Linked DNA regions of Homo sapiens: region 1 is linked to region 2. Evidence: read pairs that join two places in POLR2A ChIA-PET (ENCODE). Cell type or tissue: PC-3. All regions are shown on one strand. Links, peaks and the distances in the headings refer to the core of each region. The heading gives the core; the rest is flanking DNA.

Region 1 (5,366 bases), core at 345-5,344, 120 kb before region 2:
GAGCGAGGCCCTATCTCAGAAAAACAAAAAAAGAAATGTAGGCGGGATTGGCATAGCAGGTAAGATAGAGTAATTCGAGCTCAGTGGAGACTTCTTGGGCCTGGCTGGGGTTTTGAGGCCTTGGGACTAGAAAAGGGGCAGGGCCTGGATGCAGTCAGAGGAGGATGTCCAGCACGGGGAACCCCAGCCCTGCTGCCGGGAAGGCCCCGGTGATCAGCCCTGTGACCACCTCAGGGGGTCCTGAGAGGCCTGCCCCTTAAAGGGAGCATGGAGTCTTCCCTGCGGGCCTGGAGGAACTGCTGGCAGCCCCCCTGTGCTGTTAGGAGGATCACTCTGAGCAGCAGGTTCCACGTATGTGCCTTGTTCACTCCTTGAACCTCACCCTGGGGCTAAAACCTAGGACTGTCCGAAAGTTCCATGTGGAATTGTCACCCTGTTTTTGTATCTTCTCAGCCCAGCAGGCTGCGGCGTGGAGAAGGGGGTGTCTCTGGTGGGGGTGTCTGTTGCTGGCTGCCGTGCACCAGGGCCTCGTGGTCCACATATTTGGGGCCCAGAATTGCACGGAGCCACTGGAGTCCCCAAGCCCTTCCCAGGCGCCCTGGCAGGGAGGACAGCGTCTGCCCATAAAGGCACATGTTTGCTGCTTTGTTGTTTTCTCAAGGAGGACCCAGCCAGGGAAGCTTCTCAGGCCGGGATTCACTGAGCTATAGTTGGAGGGCAGAGATATGGAACCTCTGCCCAGGGCCAGTGTTCTCGATCGAAGCACCGGGAGCTGTCTCCCCACGCCCCACTGTGGCACTTGGCGGCTGTCCAGAGACAGGCAGCTCTCACCAAGGCGGCGCAGACGTGGGCCTGGTGCCCCATGGCTGCACTGAGCCATCATGCTGTATGCCCGGGAAGTGGGCTTGGCGACAGCAGTGAAGGGCTGCAGTTCCTGGCCGCCACCAGCACCCTGACCCTGGGGCTCTGCCACAGAGCCACGCCTGGGGTGGAGGGTGAGCTGGGAGAGGCCTGCGGCCGAGCCAGGCCCCGCAGTGAGCCGAGCAGTTCTTTGGCGCCAAGGCACAGACACGCTGGCCTCCAGGCAGTCAGGGCAGCGCAGACTCTGGTCCCTGCAGTCATTTGCATTAATAGAAAGGCGCCAGGGGACAGACACTGCCAAAAACAACAACAGATACGAAAAAGAAGGAGTGTTTTTATTTGGTTTGGATGTGTTTGGTATTCCAATGCTGCAGGAGCCTAACCCAGAGGAAGTGGAGACTCCTTTACTGCACATCTGTCTGCTCCAGGCCAGGCACTGTTCTAGGAGCCAGGATACAGAGGTGGAGACAGAAACAAACAAACCGATAACTGTATACAATACTCTAACGTCAGGTGGGGACAAGGGCCAAGGACCCAGGGACGGAGGGTGATGTCTGCAGCAGGGCAGTCAGGGAGGGCTTCCTGGATGAGGTGGCATTTGAGTAAAATACAGACCTGTACCCTGTCTATGATCCTATCCCACTTCACCCCGTCAGCCTTCCCCTCCCACCTGACTCTCCTGCGCTTCTCTCTTTAGAGGGACCACAGAGCACCAGCCTGCATGGAACTTCCTTCCTCACTCAGCTTCCCACGTTGCCAGCTGGGACAGGGGAGATGGAGTAATTTTGCTGTGGAAAGACTTCACGTCTTGCCGAATGAAAGTAAGCAAAGATACTGCTAGAGTCGGGAATCTAGAGTCGGGAATTCATTAAGCCAAGGGAGTAAGAATGGCCACAGAGTAGTGAAATACTGTTTCTTCTGGAAAAGTCAGCCTCCAGCGCCTGCAGCTTCCGGAACTAAGATGTGACTGGGCTTGCGGAGGCGCTGACTCCTCTCCTCCCTCCCTGGCTGTGCAGGTCCCGCCTGTCTGTCACGCTGATGCCCGTGCAGCTGTCTGAGCACCCGGAATGGAATGAGTCTATGCACTCCCTCCGGATCAGTGTGGGGGGCCTTCCTGTGCTGGCGTCCATGACCAAGGCCGCGGACCCCCGCTTCCGCCCCCGCTGGAAGGTGATCCTGACGTTCTTTGTGGGTGCTGCCATCCTCTGGCTGCTCTGCTCCCACCGCCCGGCCCCCGGCAGGCCCCCCACCCACAATGCACACAACTGGAGGCTCGGCCAGGCGCCCGCCAACTGGTACAATGACACCTACCCCCTGTCTCCCCCACAAAGGACACCGGCTGGGATTCGGTATCGAATCGCAGTTATCGCAGACCTGGACACAGAGTCAAGGGCCCAAGAGGAAAACACCTGGTTCAGTTACCTGAAAAAGGGCTACCTGACCCTGTCAGACAGTGGGGACAAGGTGGCCGTGGAATGGGACAAAGACCATGGGGTCCTGGAGTCCCACCTGGCGGAGAAGGGGAGAGGCATGGAGCTATCCGACCTGATTGTTTTCAATGGGAAACTCTACTCCGTGGATGACCGGACGGGGGTCGTCTACCAGATCGAAGGCAGCAAAGCCGTGCCCTGGGTGATTCTGTCCGACGGCGACGGCACCGTGGAGAAAGGTAACTGGACCCTGAGGTTTTATGGAGGTGTGGGTGGGGAGTGGGAGCTCAGGGCCTGGCTGGCAAACACAGGCACATGGTAAAGAATTCACACACCTAGAAGCCAGGGATGTGGTGAGGGAGCACGTCTCCCTCTTGCTCTGACCTGCGGCCCCCTTACCCTTAGCCAGGAGCATAGCCTACTGTCACTTCACACTGAGCAGTTTCTAGGAGGAAGAGCTTATCGCTAGAGGCCTGTGGGAGACGTGGGGAATCTCTCCAAGATGTTTTCGGCTGTATCCGCTGCTGCTCTCGGAGCCTCTGGGAACACGCCCTTTTTACACCTTCAAAGGTTCTCAAGACCACGCTAGGATGTGCCTACCAGGAGCCTTGCCCTGAAAGCCATGGGGACAGATGGTTCTCACTCAAAACCCAGACTTTGGTTTCATGTTACTGAAGGGTAAACTGCTGCCCAGCCCTCCTCTCCCTGAACCCCAGCAGGGGGAGGGCATGTGTGAGCTGTGCCAACCCCCCTGGAGTGGAGCCTGATGCCAGCCTTTTTGTTCACCAGAAAGGAGGTGCTGCTTCCACAGGGCAGGGACAGGCTTTGGGGAGGCACGGTGGCCAGTGTCTTCCTCCAGAGAGGAGCTGGGGAGGTGCCAAGGACGCTGGCAGAGGAGCTGCCAGCTCCTCTGAGCTCCGTTTGTCTGAGCTGGCGGTGGATCCCCACCTTCTAGAAAGCTAAATGCCACCGCAGGCTTTCTGAGGTCAAGGAGGAACTGCACTAAACAACGGCCCACACAGTTCATGGCCGGCCAGGCCCTCCCCACACCCGGTGATAAAATCTTCAGTGTTTGCCCAGGGCTGGGCAGGGGACGGACCTCACCTGAGGTATCAACTGAGGCGTTGGTCGCCTACTTCCTGCCTCGCACTTGTCAGGGTTTTAGGCAACCCTAGTGTAGTTCTGTCCTTCCCTTGGATAGGGAGGAAAGCGGGGTACAGGGAGCTCTGGGGTTGGGCTGTACTCAGGTCATCCGGGAGGGATGGAAGACCCTGGCATGGAGAATGTCTCATCGCACAAGCAGACCAGGAGACCGCAGGTCCCTCCAGGGCCCTGCAGAGAAGCTACTACAGTCTCGGGCAGTTCAGAGGGCACAGCTCCAGCTCTCAGGGGCAAGAAGCTGGCAAAATTTGGGGAAAGCAAACAGAAGTTAGAACACCAGGGTGTAGGGATGATAAGAATACACGGTAGAACACAGGCTCCCACACAGCCTGAACTGTGGCAGCCTTCAAAGTTAGGCTTATTTTAAATAAATCAGTTTAAAAAAAGCAAAAACAGCTTCTGAACAAATCCATTGAAAGGAAGACTGGGAGCCCCAGCACCAAGCCCCTCTCCGGCCACTGGAGTTAGAGTGATGCTCGGTGAGACCTCAGGTGTGGCCGAGGGCAGCACCCGCACTCCCCTGGGACACACGTGCCCCTTCAGAGTGCTGTCACTTTTCAGCTTTTCTAGCCTTTAAGGATAATCCTAAGGTTGGGGTTACAGCTTGAGGAGCGGGGAGTTGGGGATCAGAGGAGACTTGAGAGTGGTCACTGAACCTTCAGGAGCTGAGGGGAGGGCAGCCGGCCGGCCCTGGGCGGGAGCCAGGTGCGGGCCGGAGGGGAGGCAGGTGTGGAGCCGGGCGGGAGTCAGGTGCGGGGTCTAAGGACAGGTGCGGGGCCGGGTGGGAGCCAGGTGCAGGGGTGCGGCGGGAGCTGGGTGCGGGGCCTAAGGACACTCTGCTTGGCCAGGCTTCAAGGCCGAATGGCTGGCAGTGAAGGACGAGCGTCTGTACGTGGGCGGCCTGGGCAAGGAGTGGACGACCACTACGGGTGATGTGGTGAACGAGAACCCGGAGTGGGTGAAGGTGGTGGGCTACAAGGGCAGCGTGGACCACGAGAACTGGGTGTCCAACTACAACGCCCTGCGGGCTGCTGCCGGCATCCAGCCGCCAGGTAAGAGACGCCTGCCCCAGCCCACAGTGTGGCTTCCACAGCCCAGTCGCTGGGAACCTGCTTCCTCCTGCATTTGCCTCCAAAACCGTTTTTTATTTTAGACATAGTCTTGCTCTGTCACCCCGGTTAGAGTGCAGTGGCACGATCTCAGCTCACTGCAACCTCCACCTCCTGGGTTCAAACGATTTTTCTGCCTCAGCCTCCCCAGTAGCTGGGACTACAGGTGTGCACCACCACGCCCAGCTAATTGTATTTTTAGTGGAGACAGGGTTTCACCATGTTGCCCAGGATGGTCTCGAACTCCTGACTTCGGGTGATCTGGTGATCCACCTGCCTCGGCCTCCCAAAGTGCTGGCATTACGGGCGCGAGCCACCACACCCAGCCTCCAAGGCCGTTTCTTGCTTGATTTTAGTGATTTTGGTTGCCTCTGATGGTGGCTTCCCTCAGGCCAGTGGATTCTGGCGGCAAATGAGCTGTTTTCTCTTTCCTGCCCCACTCGCCCTGGCAGCTGGCCTCCTAGCATCCCAGCCTGTGGCCCGGTTGTCTGCACTGGTGGGTCAGGCCCTGTCCCTACCCCTGGCGCTGGGCCGTGGTGTTCCACACCAACATAGGGCCAGCAGCACTTTGGCCTCCCCCTAGTCAGGATGGAGTAGGCCTTAGGTGCCTGAGGTTCAGGAGGAAGTGACTGAGTCTGTGCCTGGGGCCCCAGACGCTGTCTCCTCTTCCTTGCAGCCTCAAGGCAGCCTCCCCGCCGATGCCTCCCCACATCCAATGGGGGTTTGTTCCCTTTCCTTGGGTTCCTCTGGATCAGCCCCGAGGAGGCTCCGATGAGCCCAAATCCCTGATGCAGCTCACAGGCAG
Region 2 (5,366 bases), core at 143-5,142:
CAGGAGTTCGAGACCAGCCTGGCCAACATGCTAAAACCCTGTCTCTACTAAAAATACCAAAAAAAAAAAAAATTAGCCTGGCAAGGTGGCAGTTACCTGTAACCCCAGCTACTCAGGAGGCTGAGGCAGGAGAATTGCTTGAACCTGGGAGGTGGAGGTTGCAGTGAGCTGAGATCAAGCCATTGCACTCCAGCCTGGGTGACAAAAGTGAAACTCCGTCTCAAAAAAATATATATGGTAATTAGCCAGGCATGGTGGTGCCCACCTGTAATCCCAGCTACCTGGGAAGCTAAGGCAGGAGAGTCATTTGAACCTGGGAGATGGCTGAGATTGCGCCACTGCACTCCAGCCTAGCAGGGGTGGGGATGACAGAGCAAGACTCTGTCTAAAAAAAAAAGAAAGAAAGAAACTTGTCTGTTCAGAGGTGTGGATGCACCTGGGCGTGTTCAGGGCAGACAAGTATTATGAAGTGGTAGAATAGTGGGAGCATGGGTGGGGGGTGTTGGGCACAGCAGCTGAGGCCCCTGGCTGACTTCAGGTTGCAAAGGCGCTCATATTTTAGGGGAGGGCAGGGGGCAGCCAAGGATGATGTTTGAGCAGAAACGAACGTGAATAAAAAAAGACAGCTGGTTGCGGTGGATGAGAGGATGGTTAGGAGGGCACTGGAAATAGGGGGCCGTCAGGGCAAAGCCGTCTGTTCTGGAGTGGCCTGCCGGGAGACATTTCCTAGATGTGGCTTTTCAGGATGAGGCATGGATTAGCCTGGGAAACAGGAACCTGTGGCCTTGGCCAGTCATGACTCAGCTCCAACAGAAGAAGAAAGAAGAAAGGGGTTTGTGCCCAGGCGAGGCAGTGGGGCTGTGGTGTGGGACTCTGATGCCAGCCTGGGATCCAGAGAGCATTGGTGGGGCCCAGGGGGATGGACACAGATGGAGCACCCACACGCCTGAGCCTCCTTGCCCCTGTGGGAAGAGACAGCCCTGCCTAAGGGGTTCTAAGAGATTTGAGCCGACCACGTGGGGTGGGGCTGGGGCTGGGGCTAGGAGGCTGCCTGGAGCCTGGCGTGGTCTGCTCCTTACCTCTCTGTTTTGCTCATATCCACCGTAACATAACACTTACCCAGAGTGACCCTGAAGAGCTGAGTTTGGGAGGGCAAAGCTTTTAAAGCCATTAAAACAGACCATGTCACCAACTAATGGCCTTGAAATTAAGAAAGGGAGGGCTCTACCCAACCCTGCCCAAGTGACAGCATGAACTACTGATCTGCTTGTCCTCAGGTTACCAGGAGTGGAACAGAATCCTGGCTTAATTGCTAGGAGAAAGCCCTGTGTTGCATGGCCTGTCAGCAACCTCAGGCTCCAGAATATTCTGGAATTGCCCCAGCCCAGCCTCTTCCCCAACTCCTTTCTGTTTGGTTGGGGCTTAGTTGGGATCCTCTTTCCTTCTGTTTGTCCTTCCTCAGCATCTGTCCCTTGGGTCTGCCAGCTGTGCCTGCCGATGTCTCCTTTGGGTGAAACTTCCTGCCCCTGCCCCTGTTGTGCCCCTGATAGACTCTGTGTTACTGTAAAGAATCACCCAGGCTGGGCGCAGTGGCTCACGCCTGTAATCTCAGCACTTTGGGAGGCCGAAGCAGGTGGATCATTTGAAGTCAGGAGTTCGAGAACAGCCTGGCCAACATGATGAAACCCTGTCTCTACTAAAAATACAAAAATTAAGGTTGGGCACTGTAGCTCATGCCTATAATCCCAGCACTTTGGGAGGCTGAGGCAGGTGGATCACCTGAGGTCAGGAGCTCAAGACCAGCCTGGCCAACATGGCGAAACGCTTTCTCTACTAAAAATACAAAAATTAGCTGGGTGTGGTGGCAGCTGCCTATAATCAGAGCTACTTGAGAAGCTGAGGCAGGAGAATTTCTTGAACCCAGGAGGCAGAAGTTGCAGTGAGCCAAGATCATGCCACTGCACTCTAGCCTGGACGACAGAGTGAGACTCCGTCTGAAAAAAAAAAAAAATTAACCGGGCGTGGTGACAGACGCCTGTAATCCCAGCTACTTGAGAGGCTGAGGCAGGAGAATCACTTGAACCTGGGAGATAGAGGTTGCAGTGAGCCAAAACGGTGCCACTGCACTCCAGCCTGGGCAACAGCGCGAGACTCCATCTCAATAACAACAACAACAAAAATTACTCATAGAACATTTTCCAGGTCAGGAAAGATGAGAAGAGCTGGATAGACCTTTCCAGATGTAAGACCCCCAAAGCTAAATATGCCGGGTACGTTTAAGGCCCCTTTAAGGTGGATAACTCCCCCTCTGCCCTCAGCCCAGAAAAGCTTGTTTCCAATAGGCCGTGGCTGGAGGGTGGGGAAATGTCCCATCCTTCGCGGAATGTGTGGGATTGTGGGTCAGTTCCATGGGGTACCTGCTTGCCCCAGCCACCAGTGAGTACCCACTGGAGAGAAGGAAAAAAAAAGCCAAAAGCACTCAAGCATGATATCAACAGATGAGCTTCAGTCAAATCAATGACTGCCTCCCACTGTTACAGAAACTGCCTTGGTCACAAGGGACTCTGGGCTTCTGGCTTGGGCCCCTGTCAACAAAGAAGGGATTCTTGTTGAAGAATCGTGGAAGGAGGAGGAGGAGGCTGGGCATCATCTCTCAGCCTGGAGGAGGAGACGCCATGCCGGGGGCTGGGATCACCATGCCCCTTGCCCGTCTCGCACCTTGCTGCTGTCTGTAACCCCCCAGCACCTCCCGCAGGCCTGGACGTCTTATCCCTCTCCTTAGCCCCAGGAGCGTGTTTCAGGAACTCTCCTCACCTCTGTGTCTTGTGTTTTGCAGTGATCAGGGCCAAAGCGGTCAGTGAGAAGGAAGTGGACTCTGGAAACGACATTTATGGCAACCCTATCAAGAGGATCCAGTATGAGATCAAGCAGATAAAGGTAATAGTGGCTGCCGGCATCCCGGGCTGCACTGTGGGCACAGCTGTGGGGTGTTGGGGTTGGCAGAGAGCCTGGGTCCCTGGAACACGATCTGGCCACCTGTGGACTAGAGCAGAGGATGAGGTCATCAAGCTGCAAATAGATCCGATTTCCCTTAATCCTCGAATGCCTGAAAAGTTGTGTGGAGATGACATGCTCCCCACAAATTCAATTCCTTCAGAAACCTGTCCGGGCGTTGCGGCTCACACCTGTAATCCCAGCACTTCGGGAGGCCGAGGTGGGCGGATCACTTGAGCTCAGGAGTTCAAGACCAGTCTGGGCAACATGGTGAAAATCCATCTCTACAAAAAACCAGCCAGGCATGGTAGCGCCCACCTGTGGTCCCAGCTATTCGGGAGGCTGAGGTGGGAGAATCGCTTAAGCCCAGGAGGCAGAGGTTGCAGTGAGACATCTCACCACTGTATTCCAGCCTGGGTGACAGAGTGAGAGCTTGTATTAAAAAAAAAAAAAAAAAATATGTGGCAGGGAGGGCAGGGAGGGCAGGGCCTGGCCTGGGGCAGGAGAGGTGATGCTATTGTCATTGACAGTAACTAACATGGTCTGTAAGAGAGACGAAAATTCATGTCGCAGGTGGAGGGACAGCCGTGTGATATGGTGGTAGTTGTAGTCATCGATATTTAATTTTGTCATTAAAAATAAAAAGTAAACCAGGCACAGTGTCTCATGAGTATAGTCCCAGGTGAGTGGATCACCTGAAGTCAGGAGTTCAAGACCAGCCTGGCCAACATGGAGAAACCCCATGTATCTACTAAAAATACAAAAATTAGCTGGGCGTGGTGGCGAGTGCCTGTGATCCCAGCTACTTGGGAGGCTGAGGCAGGAGAACACTTAAACCTGGGAGGCAGAGGTTGCCGTGAGCTGAGATTGCACCACTGCATTCCAGCCTGTGCGACAAGAGCGAAACTCCATCTCAAAAAAAGAAAAAAAAAAAAGTAGCTGAAAATCAATGTTATCAGAAGGTCAGTGGAATGCTTCATCATCACATGTATGTCAGTTTAAGGGGATGACCTAGTCTCTCAGTGCCTGAGTCTCTTTCTTTACGAAGCAGGAAAGAGGATCTGCTCTTACGACCTCATAAAGGGGTCGTGAAAAGGCCAGTGCCAGTGCCCAGGAAATGCTTTTAGCCTTTTGGCAAATGATGTCATTTAGTACAGCATCAACATAACCTTTCCTGGTACAAGCTGGAGTGTCACTCTCAAGCCATTTGTCATGACATCAGGCATGCTTCCATTCCATTTGGGTTTGCTTATTGAAACTCTTCGGGGGGAAAAAAACAGCCTCCCTGAGTGCTGAGAAAATGCCATTCTTCACCTGGGCAGCAGGTGCGTTCCTGAAAGGCTGTGAGTAAATCACATGTTGAGAAAGCAAACTCTTCTGGCCCATGGAGTTATGTCCTAATTCCTGAGGTGCCTCTCTGCTCTCATTGCCATCAAGTAGACAATATTTGACCAAAATTCCTGGAAATATAGGTTGGGTGGAGTGACTTATGCCTGTAATCCCAGAACTTTGGGAGGCCGAGGCAGGAGGATTGCTTGAGCTCAGGAGTTTGAGACCAGCCTGGGTAATAGAGCGAGACCTCGTCTCTGCTAATTAAAAAAAAAAAAAAGCCAAGCATGGTGGCATGCGCCTATAGTCCCAGCTACTCGGGAGGCTGAGGTGGGAGGATCACTTGAGCCTGGGAAGTTGAGGTTGCAGCCCCAGCCTGAGCAACAGAGTGAGACCCTATCTCAAAAAAATAAAAAATTCCTGGAAATATGCAAAAGTCATGGTCCTTCATGGTGGTCCAGAGTCACGTGGAGGTACAAAAGCCCCTCCCCATAGATTCAGAAATGACCTCTTTGGGGTGGGGGGTGAGGGAACAGAGGTGTTGTCTGAGGATGTCATGCTCCAGATGACAGTCTTTTTTTTTTTTTTTGAGATGGAGTCTTGCTGTCTCCCAGGCTGGAGCGCAGTGGCACGATCATGGCTCACTGCAAGCTCCGCCTCCTGGGTTCACGCCATTCTCCTGCCTCAGCCTCCCGAGTAGCTGGGACTACAGGCGCCCGCCACCACGCCCAGCTAAATTTCTGTATTTTTAGTAGAGACAGGGTTTCACCATGTTAGCCAGGATGGTGTCGATCTTCTGACCTCGTGATCTGCCTGCCTCGGCCTCCCAAAGTGCTGGGATTACTGGTGTGAGCCACTTCGCCCGGCACAGATGAGTCTTGTGCTCACCTGCTGTGATCTGCCACACTAAAAGTTGAGTGACTCCAAAGAATCACTTTGCTATAAGAAGTCTTTTTCTTTTCTTTTTTTTTTTTTTTTTTTTTGACGGAGTCTTACTCTGTCATACAGGTAGGAGTACAGTGGCGCCATCTCAGCTCACTGCA

Evidence for each region. ChIA-PET counts read pairs that join two places held together with the same protein. Peaks named below come from ENCODE experiments on the same cell type or tissue, not always from the same donor. Only the 100,000 strongest peaks of a DNase experiment are listed, where the experiment ranks them.
Region 1: POLR2A ChIA-PET joins it to region 2 with 7 read pairs; 5 of 35 experiments call an interaction of 5 or more read pairs at or near these places.

Annotation. Positions count from the first base shown.
Region 1 is chr17:78,994,156-78,999,521 of GRCh38, reverse strand. CANT1 (calcium activated nucleotidase 1) reads left to right here. Exons shown (of 5, transcript NM_001159773.2): 2 at 1,559-1,682; 3 at 1,878-2,530; 4 at 4,301-4,504. The coding sequence starts at 1,900. Among named protein-coding and RNA genes, the nearest start is that of CANT1, 13 kb to the left of the region's middle. In PC-3, for the core only: no CTCF peak of the experiment used is centred there; DNase peaks (open chromatin) are centred at 891 and 3,271; H3K4me3 peaks cover 2,033 bases; H3K27ac peaks cover 4,225 bases.
Region 2 is chr17:78,871,390-78,876,755 of GRCh38, reverse strand. It overlaps TIMP2 (TIMP metallopeptidase inhibitor 2), which reads left to right. Exons shown (of 5, transcript NM_003255.5): 2 at 2,837-2,937. Among named protein-coding and RNA genes, the nearest start is that of CEP295NL, 29 kb to the left of the region's middle. RefSeq lists an enhancer at 2,573-3,073. In PC-3, for the core only: a CTCF peak has its summit at 3,337; DNase peaks (open chromatin) are centred at 775 and 3,035; H3K27ac peaks cover 2,107 bases.